Regions from separate parts of the Homo sapiens genome. Here region 2 is linked to region 1. The links are chromatin contacts, found by Hi-C or POLR2A ChIA-PET in ENCODE. All regions are on one chromosome and are shown on one strand. The core of a region is the stretch at or near the end of the contact, and the rest is flanking DNA. Distances in the headings are between cores, read along the strand shown.

Region 1 (6,216 bases), core at 2,376-4,875:
AGTTCGAGACTAGCTTGGGCAACATAGCAATACTGTCTCTACAAAAAAAAAAAAAAAAAAAAAAAAATTAAAAATTAGCTGGGCCTGGTGGTGTGTGCCTGTAGCCCTAGTTACTCAGGAGGCTGAGGCAGGATTGTTTGAACCCAGGAGTTGGAGGCTGTAGTGAGCTATGATCACATCACTGCACTCTAGCCTGGGCGACAGAGCAAGACACTGTCCTAAAAAACAAAACAGAAACAAAAACACAAAACTGTTAGGTTTTGATGAGTATCAAAAAAGAACATAATCATCTGAAAAGATTATTAAAATATTCATCTCTTTTCTAACTACTCAGCTGAATGACGCTGGATTTTCTTCATGCACTTCAACCAAAATAATACATGGCAACACAATGAATACAAAAGCAGATGAGACTCTAGTCATTAAAGGAGACCTTCAGCGTATTTGCAAAAATGTACAAAAATCCCATTCTTGTCACTAATTTTGGGGAGATAAAATATGTTAAGATGTAATGGGTTATTATATTTAAAGGTACCAATAAATAAACATACATTTCAAATTTATCAGTTTTAATATCTAATACGGTAATTATCAATTGATATAATCCAATAAACAAAAGATCTTTGGGATCTTCAGCAGTCTTTTGAGACGGAGTCTCACTCTGTCACCCAGGCTGCCGTAGAGTGACACAACCTTGGCTCACTGCAACCTGTCTCCCAGGTTCAAGTGATTCTCTTGTCTCGGCCTCCCGAGTAGCTGGGACTACCTGCACCTGCCACCACACCTGGCTAATTTTTGTATTTTTAGTAGAGATGGTGTTTCACCATGTTGGCCAGGCTGGTCCCTAACTCCTGACCTCAAGTGATCCACCTGCCTTGGCCTCCCAAAGTGCTGGGATTACAGGCGTGGGCCACCGTACCTGGCCCCCTCAATGGTTCTTAAAAAGTGTAGAGGGGTCCTGGGAATAAAGTTTCTAAATTGCTAAACTATAGGCACGTGCTTTAACATGAGTGAATCTCAGAAACAATGTTTAACAAAAGTAACTCATAGAATACAGAATGACTTTATTTAAATAAAGTTCAAAAACAGGTAAGAGTAAACAATGCTAGTTAAGGATATCTATATAGGTGATAAAACTGTTTAAAAAGGCAAGGGAATAATTAACACAAAATTAATAATGGCCAGGGTAACGGGGGGCAGGGAACGCATTCCTCCTGGGGTAGAAACACACAAAAGGTTTCCAAACTAACTAAAGTTTCTAAAGCTTTTATTAATTTTTGTTATGAAATATACCATTAACATGTACTGACAAAAAGCATATTTATTACACAGATACGCTTTGTCAGTACATATTAATGACATATTTCACAATAAAAAATTTTTAAAGAAAAGGGAGATGTACATATTCTCTTAGAAGGAAAAACTCAAATAAATGTCTCTTCTCAGATTATATATTCAACACCATCACAAACAATATCCCAAGATTTTCTATAGGACTTAAAAAGATAGTTTTAATTTCTTCTGGAAGAAAAAATGCAAAAGAAAAACCCAAAGCTCTTTTTCAAAAGAAAGTACCAAAATATATTATAAAACTATGATAATTAAAATGCTACAGTAATAGTTACATGGGCGAAAGAAAAGAGAGCTCAGACTCAATAAAAACATCAGCAAATGATATGACCTGCCTAAAAAGATTTAACTTTTGTATTCACCAAGGAAGATAAAAATTAAAACAGAATGTTACTTTCAATTACTAGGTGGCTAAGATATTTTAAAAATACCATTATCATCCAGTGCTGGCTAGCATGGAGATAAAAACACATCTTTTGAGCGAGTGAACATAAAAAGGTACAATCATTTCAGGGCAATTTAGCAACATGGTTATCCAGCACTCTCATAAGGAGTCAATTCTACAGAAATACTATCATGACCACCTGAAGCACTGTTTATAACAGCAAGAGATAATCACTGCAGTATTGTCAGTTATAGGGATATCTTGAAAATAACTTGAATGTCTACCAACAGAAAAATGAAATTCACTTGATAAATACATGCCATATTGATCTATTTTTACTGAATAGATAGTATACTGTATTTAACAAACACCATGTCTCAGTCAAGTTCTTAGGCACTTCACCGATTTTAACCCATTTTAACAACTATGTTTGGACCACAGGAGATGCTTATAATCTCCCTTTAAAAAAATTAGTTACATTTGGGCAAATGTTCTGTATACACAAAACTTCAAATATACCGTCTTGGTCTTCCTTAACATAATTGTGGACCTTTTGTCACCCTTTTTCTGGCCTGGCTTAGTTATTTATTGATGTACAGTACAGGACATACCGCATACAGTCACCCATTCCTATAAGGCAGTTTTTCGACAGAAGGGTATTCTTGCACCGTTAGGGGACACTGCTTTGCTATAAACCTCCTAGGCAGGATTACCGCCAGGCTCACCCCTAGTTTTATTCAGGGAACACTGTAGACTCTAGGATCGCGAATGCCATTCCAATAATACCATACACTTGTACGCCACATATTTAAGTTTTGGATACACTTTCATAAACTTTTCTATTCTAATTGTACCTTACAGGGAGAATAAGGAAGAGTAAGCGTGGTTTGTTTAAAGTTACAGATTTCAAATAGACAAGAAGCGACTAAGAGAAACTTGAGAATTCCCAAAGTAATCTTCCTCAAAATTTCAGTCATCAACCCAGTTCTCCCACGAAACGCTGCTTGGCGCCGCCTTCAGACAAACTTCTGTGTTGCTCGCACCAAGTTATCCCAACGCGGCTTGCGCTTGCTGCTGAAATGACCCTCCCTTCGGAGAGACCTGTTTTACCCTAAAAAGAAAAGGTGGCGCATTGCCATGAAGTCTCGAGTAGCAGCAGGCTTCACGCAGAACCCGCAGGAAATGATTTCCCAGCCGGTGCAAACCCGAAGACGGAAACTTCAGCCAAGAACTTATCAGCATATCCCTGAGGACGCAGCTGTCCCCTGACAGGCGACGCAAACGAAACGCCTCAGAAAGGGGCAAGATGACACGGTTAGGATCTCCCTGCCGGCGACACCGAGCGCGGCCACAGGTTGTAGCGCAGGACAGAAGGTTGAGTCATCTAGAAGGCGCCGACCCCTCCCACCCCCTCACCCGGAGCGCGGCAAAAGGCAAGGAGAACGCGTCGACCCTCGCAGCCAAGCCCCGGCAGCTGCCCGAGCGCTCGGCCTCGGGGACCCGCCGTCCTCCTCGCAGGGTTCCCGGGCGCCCAGGCCGAGGAGGGACTTACCCGTCCTTGGCGTGGCCGCCGCCCCCGAGGACCTGAGATCCCGGCTCGGCCTCCTTCCCATGCTTCTCCCGGCCGTGCTCTGCGTCCTCCCGGGCCCTCGCGACACCGGCGCACGTGGGAAGCACCAGTCGCCGGCTCCGCGCTCCCGCGGGGACCCCCCTCAGGGGCACGCCGTCCGCCCCAGCCCCGGGGTCCTCGCCGCGGGCGCTGACAGGGACGCCGCGGCCGCCCGCGCTCTGTCTCCCGTCAGGGTCACGGGCAAGAGGCAACCCCGGGACGCCCGGCAGCCTGCGAGAACATGCCGACTTTCTCTCTGACCGGCGCTAGCAACCGGAAGCAAAACCTCGCGGCCAAAGGAAAAGAAAAGGGGAGGGGGGGGCAAAAAAAGAAAGTGAAAACTGAAGTGAGGCGTCTCCCTCAGAGATGGGAACCAATCGCCGGGAAGAAACCAAGGCGCAGGCGCGGACCGAGGTCAGCGTCCACGCGGCGCTCGCGTCTCCCCTCTGCGCAGGCGTAAGGCCACAGCTCGCTCCTGATTAGGCGGCCGATCCCAACGAGCGCGTGGTGTCTCGCGTTGCCGACCCTTGACAGGAGGCGGAAGATGCCCTTGGGAAGAGGCGGGAGACGCTCTCTCGGCTGACCTACAGTGCTGTGGCTGTGGCCCACGTGGTCGCCTTCGGGCGCCTTCTCCCTTCTCAGCGTTTCATTCCCCAGGTGCTGCTGCAAGAACAGTTTATTTGTCTGGCCCGAATGCGACATTTTGGAAATTTTGCCCTTGTTTTAATCCATATAGTAGGTGTGGCTGTTACCCCCTAGGAAAGCATCTCTAGAAATTTATAACACATGCACAGAGAGCTAAGGTGACCATCAATAAATTCAGGTTTACCCTTGCCCATGATAAATAGTCATGCAAACATCATTTAACTGTAGGGACACCTTATGAGAGAGATGCCTCATTAGGCAATTTGGTCCTTGAGTGAACATCACAGAAACCTAGAAGCATAACCTACTACATACTTACACCATAAGCCATAGCCCATTACTCCTGGCTACAAACCCATGCTATATGTTATTGTACTGAATACTGTGGACAATTATAACACAATGGTAAGTATTTGTATAAGCATATCTAGACATAGAAAAGGTACAATAAAAATACAGTATGAAAAATAATGGTACACCTGTGTAAGGCATTCTCACGAATGGACCTTGCAGTACTGGGAGTTGCTCTGGGTGAGTCTGTGAGTGAGCAATGAGAATGTGAAGGTCTGGGACATTACTGTACACTCTTGTAGACTTTATAAACACTGTACACCTAAGCTACACTGAATTTATTTTTTTAAATTTTTTCATAATTAACCTTAGCTTACTGTAACTTTTTAACTTTTTAAAACTTTTAAAAAACTTTTTAAGACTCTTTTGTAATAACACTTAGCTTAAAACAAACACATTGTACACAAATATTTTCTTTATATCCTTAATCTGTAAGTTTTTTTCTATTTAAAAATTTTTTTAATTTACTTTTTAAACTTTTTTGTTAAAAACTAAGACACAAACACACATTAACCTGGGCCTACACAGGGTCAGGATCATCAACATCATTGTCTTCACCTCCATTTTGTCCCACTGGGGGGCTGGGATTACGGTGGAGCCACTGCGCCTGGCCATGTGTGCTGTACTTTTATATGACTGGCAGTGCAGTAGATTCATTTACACCAGCATCACCACAAACATATGAGTAATGTGTTGCTGTACGAAATTAAGATGGCTACGACATCACTAGGCAATAGAACTCTTCAGCTCTATTATAATCATATAAGATCACTGTTGGATATGTGGTCTGTTGTTAACTGAAACATTAAGTGACATATGACTGTACCAATGAGAGAGATTAAGTGCTAATGAACATGTATCATGAGTCAAGCACTGTGCTGGTAATACCAAGAGATTCAGTCATTGTGTTTACTGTTTACTGTAACCAGGTGCTGTAATAGACACTGGTTTTACAATCATGAACAAGCTAGATAAGGACCCTGCCTATAATGGAATTTATTCCAGAGGTGAGTGACAAACACAGGTAAATCACCACGACAAGAAAATAGAATCTCAGATAACAATACATGCTGTGAAAACTCACTGGAAATGCTAGTGGATGGGACTGGGGGCTGGAGGCCAAGGGCAGAAGTAGTGGAGCTACAAGATCTTACTGAAATGGGCACATCTGAGGTCAAACCCTAAAGATCAAAACTGATAGAACCAAAGCTTGGAATACGTGGAGGAAGAGCTTTCCAGGCAGAAGGGAAAGCAAGTGCAAAGGACTTGAGAAGTGAAATGAAACCTATTCAAGAACAGAAGAAGGCTGACTGTGGAAGTAGAGAGTGAAGTACAACAACATTTTAATAGTGCACAAAACCGGAATGTACAACTCCATGATTTATCACAAGGCAAATATTCATGAAACCAACACCCCCATCAAGAAATAGAACATTGCCAGTACCCCATCCCTCTTCCCTAGCCTAAGCACTATTCTGACTTCCATGGTACTCTCTTCTTTGCTTTTAAAAGTAAGTTTGCCAACTAAATATGCACCCTGAAACTTTATCATTTAGTTTGCTTGTGGTTTGAACTGTATATAAAGTGAATAATTTTGTGCCTGCTTGTGAGACTCACTGTGTTTTTGGGTGTACTTGTTCTTTCGTTTTCATTGCTGTATATGTAGGCGTGAATGTAACACATTTGCTTTACCCATTGTATTATTGATGGACATTTGGGCTGTGTCCAGTTCTTGGCTATTATAAATAATACTTTTGTGATCATTCTCATTTACATCTCTTGGTGTACATGGGCACTCATTTCTGTTGGATGAAAACCTAGGATTGGGATTTTGGAATGCTAGACATGATAATTTAGATTTTTGTTTCTGCAAATA
Region 2 (6,075 bases), core at 1,760-4,259, 2.1 Mb after region 1:
TCTTCTTGTCTATGGATAAAATAGCTCTGAAATGGTAAACAAGAATCTGATAATATTTGTCACCTCTAGAAAGGTGTTAGCTTTTGGTAAAACAGCCCAGTAAATTTTGACTTGCTGCCCTAAAGCTTGGTATCCCTGTGATTTACCCAGTTTGGAAGTACTATTGCTGAAGTACATCTCAAATTCCACAAAACTCAGTGCTTCACAATGCCCACCATCCCACAACATTATTTTTTAATCCATTGTTTGTTGCAATGGTTAATTTTATGTATCAACTTGGAGGGTGTTTTTGGATGAGATTAATACTTAAATCAGTGGACTCTGAGTGCAATAGATTGCATTCCCTAATGTATACATTTGTCTCATCCAATCAGTCGGAGGCTGATTGGAAGGTGTTTTTGGATGAAACGCTCATGAGTGGGACCTAAGCTATGAGGATGCAAAGGCATAAAAATGACACAATGGGCTGGGCATGGTGGCTCATGCCTGTAATCCCAGCACTTTGGGAGGCCAAAGCAGGCAGATCGTGAGGTAAAGAGATCAAGACCATCCTGGGCAATATGGCGAAACCCTGTCTCTACTAAAAATACAAAAAATTAGCTGGGCATGATGGCACATACCTATAGTCCCAGCTGCTTGGGAAGCTGAGGCAGGAGAATCACTTGAACCCAGGAGGTAGATTGTGCCACTGCACTCCAGACTGGCAACAGAGCGAGACTCCATCTCAAAAAAAAAAAAAAAAAAAAAGAGACACAATGGACTTTGGGGACTCAAGGGAAAGGGTGGGAAGGGGGTGAGGGATAAAAGACTACAAATTGGGTGCAATGTATACTGCTTGAGAGATGGGTGCACCAAAATCTCACAAATCACCACCAACAAACTTACTCGTGTAATCAAGTATCACCTGTTCCTCCAAAACCTATGGAAGCCAAAAATGAAAAATAGATAATTTTTAAAATTGTAACCATAAAAACAGATACAAAAATTACTCAAGTCATAAGCGTATAGCTTGACAAACTATCACCAAGTAAACACAATGGTATAGCTACCTTTATGATCAAGAAATAGAACCCACCCATGCAAGAGAAGTACTCCTTTCTTGGTATTCTGTCCACCTTGCTTCCAAAAGATGAGCTCTGTTCCAGGACTCTAATGCCCTAGTTAGTTTTTATCATCTCAAACTTTATGTAAATAGAATCACCCAATACATAGAGCTTTCTTTCTGGCTCTTTTACTGAATGCCATGCTTGAAAGCTACACTCATGTTGCTGTATGCATCTTGAGCGTGTTCCTTTTCATTGGTGTATGGAATTCTATTTGTCTACTCTTGATGGACATTTGAGTTGTTTCCATTTGGGAGCTATTATGAACGATGTTGCTATGGATATCTGTGTTTGTGTTTTTTGCTGCATATATGTGCACATTTGTGTGAAGGATAAGCCAAGGCATACAGTTACTGGGGCACAGGAAGTGAGTATGTTAAAACTTAGTAGATAACACTAAATACTTTTCCAGCATACTCGCCCCAGTTTACACTCTGAGAGGCAGAGCTCTAGCCAACACCTGGCATCATCAGCATTTTAAATTAAAGACATTTTGGTAAGGATGTGAAAGGACAATGTTATGATTTCAGTGTGTTTATTTTCCTGAGGATTCATTGTTTTGAGCATCTTTTCATAACTTCTTTTTTTCTTTTGCTGCTGTAGTTTCCGTTTTGTTTTATTCTACGCCTGGTTGTTTTGATATGGTGCTGAACATGGCGTATGTGGAAATATCCTGAGGCCTTGAATGTTACTGTACTCCTCCTAGGATGGCTTATTTTTGGTTTCTGACAAGCTGGGTGTTTGGGAGCACTTAGCAAAGGGAGATGATTTAGACAGGATTTGCAGCAATGGAGTGAGCTGGGCCTCAACCCTCCAAGGGCAGTGCTGCCTCCACTTGACCCTTGTTTTAGTTTCCCAAGGCTGCCATGACAAAGTTACCAAAACTGGTGGCTTAGAACAGCAGAAATATATTCTCTCTCATCGACAGGACTGGTTTCTCATGAAGGTGTGAGGAAGAATCTACTCCAGGCATTCTCCTAGCTTCCGGGGTTGTGCTGACGGTCTTTGATGTGTGGAAGCATCACAGCATCCCCGGCTTCATCTTCATATGGTGCTCTCCTCATGTGCTTGTCTGTGTCCAAATCTGCCCATTTTATAAAGACACCATCGTATTGGAGAAGGGCCCATTCTAATGATCTTAACTTGATCGTCTGCAAAGACGCTATCACCAAAGAAGGTCACATTCACAGGCCACAGGGATTAGGACTTAAACCACCTTTTGAGGATGCAATGAAACTCACAGCACTCCTTATTCCTACACCTTAGCCAAAGGAGTGTTGAATAAAGGCCTTATTCATTGGTGGGCCGGCACAGTCAAATTGTGTCCCTTGAATTCCACAGGTGTTCTGCAATCTCACTTGTCCTCTCTGCTTCTAAGCTGCCGTGCTTAGAATCAACAGGTGCCTCACAGGGAAAACAAGCCCCGTCTGTCAGGATGTCCTGAATGGTAGCCCCTCAGGTTCTCCCTGCTTTGCTGTAGGCAAATGTGTGACACTAAGTTACACTGAAACGTCAGAGAGACAATTAATAACTTTTGACACGTGTCCCATGCTATATTTGGAACATACATGAACTAAAAATTACCTATTGCTTATCTGAAACTGAAATTTTAACTGGTGTTCAGTTTTCTTAATTGTGAAATCTGAGGTTTCTACTTTGGGAGCCCTATAGTTTCAAACAGATTTTAATTGTGTGTGTGTATATATTGATACATTTAACACATAGTATGTCTCATTGTTTTGAGTTGGAAGGTGAGTCAGAAGCCAGCTAGATGGACATTGCTAGAAGAGGAATTCTCCTCTGTTTTGACAAAAGTTTTTTACTGGCTAGGGATTCCTAGAGGACTGGTCATACCTCTTTGCACTCTCGCCTTATACAAAAAGCACAGAATAAACACTGGCCAGATGGAAATGAACTAAGTGATGCCCTTTATACTAACGCGCATATCCATTTCACAATGCCATGGACCAATGTTCTCATCTCAGTTGTGACTTAACTCTCTCTCCCCAACGAGCGAGGGGCTGAATGATCACCTTAGTCTTCACCGGAAGAATTCTCCTGGGATGACTTCAAGGAGTGTAAGTCTATTTTATTTTCTAAATGTCCCAAGACTTGCAATTGTTGAGTATTGAATATTTTCTTAGTAAATGATCTTGTCGTGAACGGGCTAGCCTTCTTTTTTTGTTCTATCAAGAAGCAGGTCTATGCTGTCAGGCCCCCTTGCCATGATCCAATAGAGGCAGAAGTGTGGTTGCAAGCTAATAATCTATGCATGGTTCTACCCATTGTAGGATGATGGCTTGGGCAGCCCGGGCTATTTTATTGTTCTAAAGAAATAATAGGCTGAGGACACTTTACTGCCAAGAGAACAGAATGATCATCAGTAGCTTAACTGAGCTGAACATAAACGACCTTATTTAAATCTCTTAAAATCTGGAGAGGAAACAAATCTCTCCCTTGTTGAATGTTAAATGAAAACAAATTGTTAGATAACTTCTCTATGTTCATTTACCTTCCTTCTCCCATGCTGCCAAAATCAAAGAAAGAAAAAAAAAGTCTTATAATTTAAAAAAGGTCTCGATGAGTAAAATATTTAGCGTGATGGAAAACTCAAAGTAAGTTTTCTTAAAAATAAAATAAGACATTTTTGTTCTAAGAAGATTTGGAAGGTCCTGAAATACCCAGTAATTAAAATTACTCAGAGAGAATTACATAATCTAACAGATGCAATTTTTATATCTGTGCTTCATTAATCTAGTGTTCCTTGAGCACACACTACCACATTACCGTTTGCTGAGGACACATTTCAAGCTGTCAAAGATTAATTAGGTAAATCATCACTAGTATTTTAGGATAATAATTTGTTTTCTTTACACTCTTCTTAGGTAGCTAAATGATAATCTCCATTGGTCTTTTTCACAACACTCTGGGCTAAGTTTTTTTTTTATTTTTTAATGTAAGCCTAGTGCTCTGGAATAATTACCAGGACTTCTCAAGATGCCTGCTTTTCCTACAGCTGACTTGCAACAATTTATAGAAACTTACAAATAAGCTACATACCAGGGAAAGCTCTGTGCCCAACACACCAAAGCATCAAATAAGCTTAGTACCAGTGAGACTCTGAGCCCAATATACCAAAAAGTACCGAGTCTGGCTTCAAAAAGTGTAACATCTCAAATCAGTGCCTGGAGTATTGAAAGACATTGTTTTTTAATTTTGTGATTTTAAAAAACTTTTCCCCTGAATGCTAGGGAATTGATCTGAGAATCATCATCTCAATGCATTTCCTGAGGAATTCTTTGGGAGCAGGAATTTGTCAGACTTTAATGCAAATGGGCAGTGCCTGCAAGTTCTTGCCCCTTATTTATTATTCGCTTTAGTATAATGTCGATGTTCAGAGTGTGCTTTGGTAGGAATTTGGTGGCATTTCCTCCATGCCTCAGTGTGTTAGTCAAAGCCCCACGGCTTTTCAAACCACGTCAGATCCTCCACTTGCACGTCGTCTTGTGCAAAACCTGTTTCCCTCTTACTCAGTGGTTCAGCCTGTTCCCATTCTACAGCTCTTACAGCGAGTTCCAAAAACTAGTTTCTCAACGCAGATAGAATGGAAAAGAGCAGCAACAATAAAGATTTATCATTAAGGACTGTGATGGAAGTTTACTTCATCTCCACTTAAACAAACAAAATAGTAAACCAATTGATTTGGTAAATCAAGCCATTGATTCTTATCATCAAATAAATCTTTATTGTCTTAATTACCTAATATCACTTGTATCATTGTGAATTTGCAATTTTAGCTCTGCTGTATAGAACATGATACTGCTGCCAAAACGCTTTACACAGTAATTCAGTGAAAGAGCGTTCACAAAGCATGTTTTCAAAGTATTCTTTATGGATTCTTCTAAGAGTGAAATTCATGTTTATGGAATTATATGGTCTCTCATAAACTTTTCCCTCCTTCCTCTATTTATAGTGGACAAATTTTGCCAAGCCTGGGTCAAGAACTATGTCAAATATTCGAACGATGTTGCAGTGTTGAATTCCTCAACACAGACCAGCTCCTCGGCTTTGGTTTCGTAACGGTTGTGTCCTCATGAATTGAAGGTTTATGCTTCTATTTTGAACCAATCTGTTAGACTCATTAGCATTCTCGTTCACTTGCCCTACATAGCTGGAGCTGTTTCCCTCTTTAGGTGTGAGAGCAACAGCTGTGGAAAATATTCAAATTATACTGGTGACCTTGTTAACAAGGAACTTGCGAGCACATTTGCCTCCACTGGAACTGTAATTTATAAAAATATAATTTAGCCACAGAGCTAGTAAAATGGGTTAACAATTATTTTTATTGTGTAGGCCATTTCGTTGTTTCTTTCCATATTTGTTATTGAAATTACAGTAATAAGAACAAAGCATTTTACCATTCTCATTACATGCCACACAACCCGAGCAGTGATTTAAAGAAAAAAAAAATTGAGTGCAGGATGTGATGTTAGCAGGGAGCACCTCTGCGATGCTGACATCCTCCTGGCACTCTTTCTGACTCATTATCCAGTTCCCTGATTTATCTAGAAACCTTGCACCAAGTTAAAAATATTTTGGTTTAGATATAACTGATATTGTCTCCTTCTGGCTCAGAAACTTCCCACCAGTCCTTTTTTGCCTTTTGAAAAGCAGATGAACCCTGTGTGGCTTTGGAGGTTTCCTGCAATGTAGTTCCACCAGCTGGTGCAGCCATTGCCTCTGTACAAGAGCTCCTGGGCTCTGACAAACAGAGTGACTGCTGCTCCCCCTAGCACCAGCCTTTCCGGGCCATCTGGCCTCAGATACTGGCATTGCTCATCCTTGGGGATCTCTTCTCCTTCTAATGACCATCCCACTTGAAGGATCATCTGAAGGCCAACTCCTGCATTAAGAGTTTCCCCATGCCCTCCCACATAACTCCATCTGTGCCCCACTGAAGGCACATTCATTA

The links. Hi-C counts contacts between places; a loop is a spot of excess contacts on that map. ChIA-PET counts read pairs that join two places held with the same protein, here RNA polymerase II (POLR2A). Pooled maps may share reads with other maps.
Region 2: a loop to region 1 is called in a pooled map, with 5 times the contacts of the local background. The contact joins the enhancer-like site here to the promoter of TASOR2 in region 1. A Hi-C loop is called at or near these places in 1 of 50 pooled maps. POLR2A ChIA-PET finds 5 or more read pairs at or near these places in 2 of 52 experiments (H1 and OCI-LY7).

What each region holds. Positions count from the first base shown.
Region 1 is chr10:5,682,247-5,688,462 of GRCh38, reverse strand. TASOR2 (transcription activation suppressor family member 2) reads right to left here and starts at 3,625. Exons shown (of 22, transcript NM_001321783.2): 1 at 3,288-3,625. RefSeq lists enhancers at 2,782-2,961, 3,582-3,691, 3,832-4,071 and silencers at 3,182-3,231, 3,272-3,531.
Region 2 is chr10:3,623,070-3,629,144 of GRCh38, reverse strand. The region is part of intron 1 of LOC105376360 (a long non-coding RNA gene); the gene reads right to left. Among named protein-coding and RNA genes, the nearest start is that of LINC02669, 120 kb to the right of the region's middle. Within about 2 kb of position 3,009, at least 2 of the 41 ENCODE cell types and tissues checked have a DNase peak (open chromatin) inside an H3K27ac peak, as active enhancers do; they include OCI-LY7, where a contact is called at or near this core.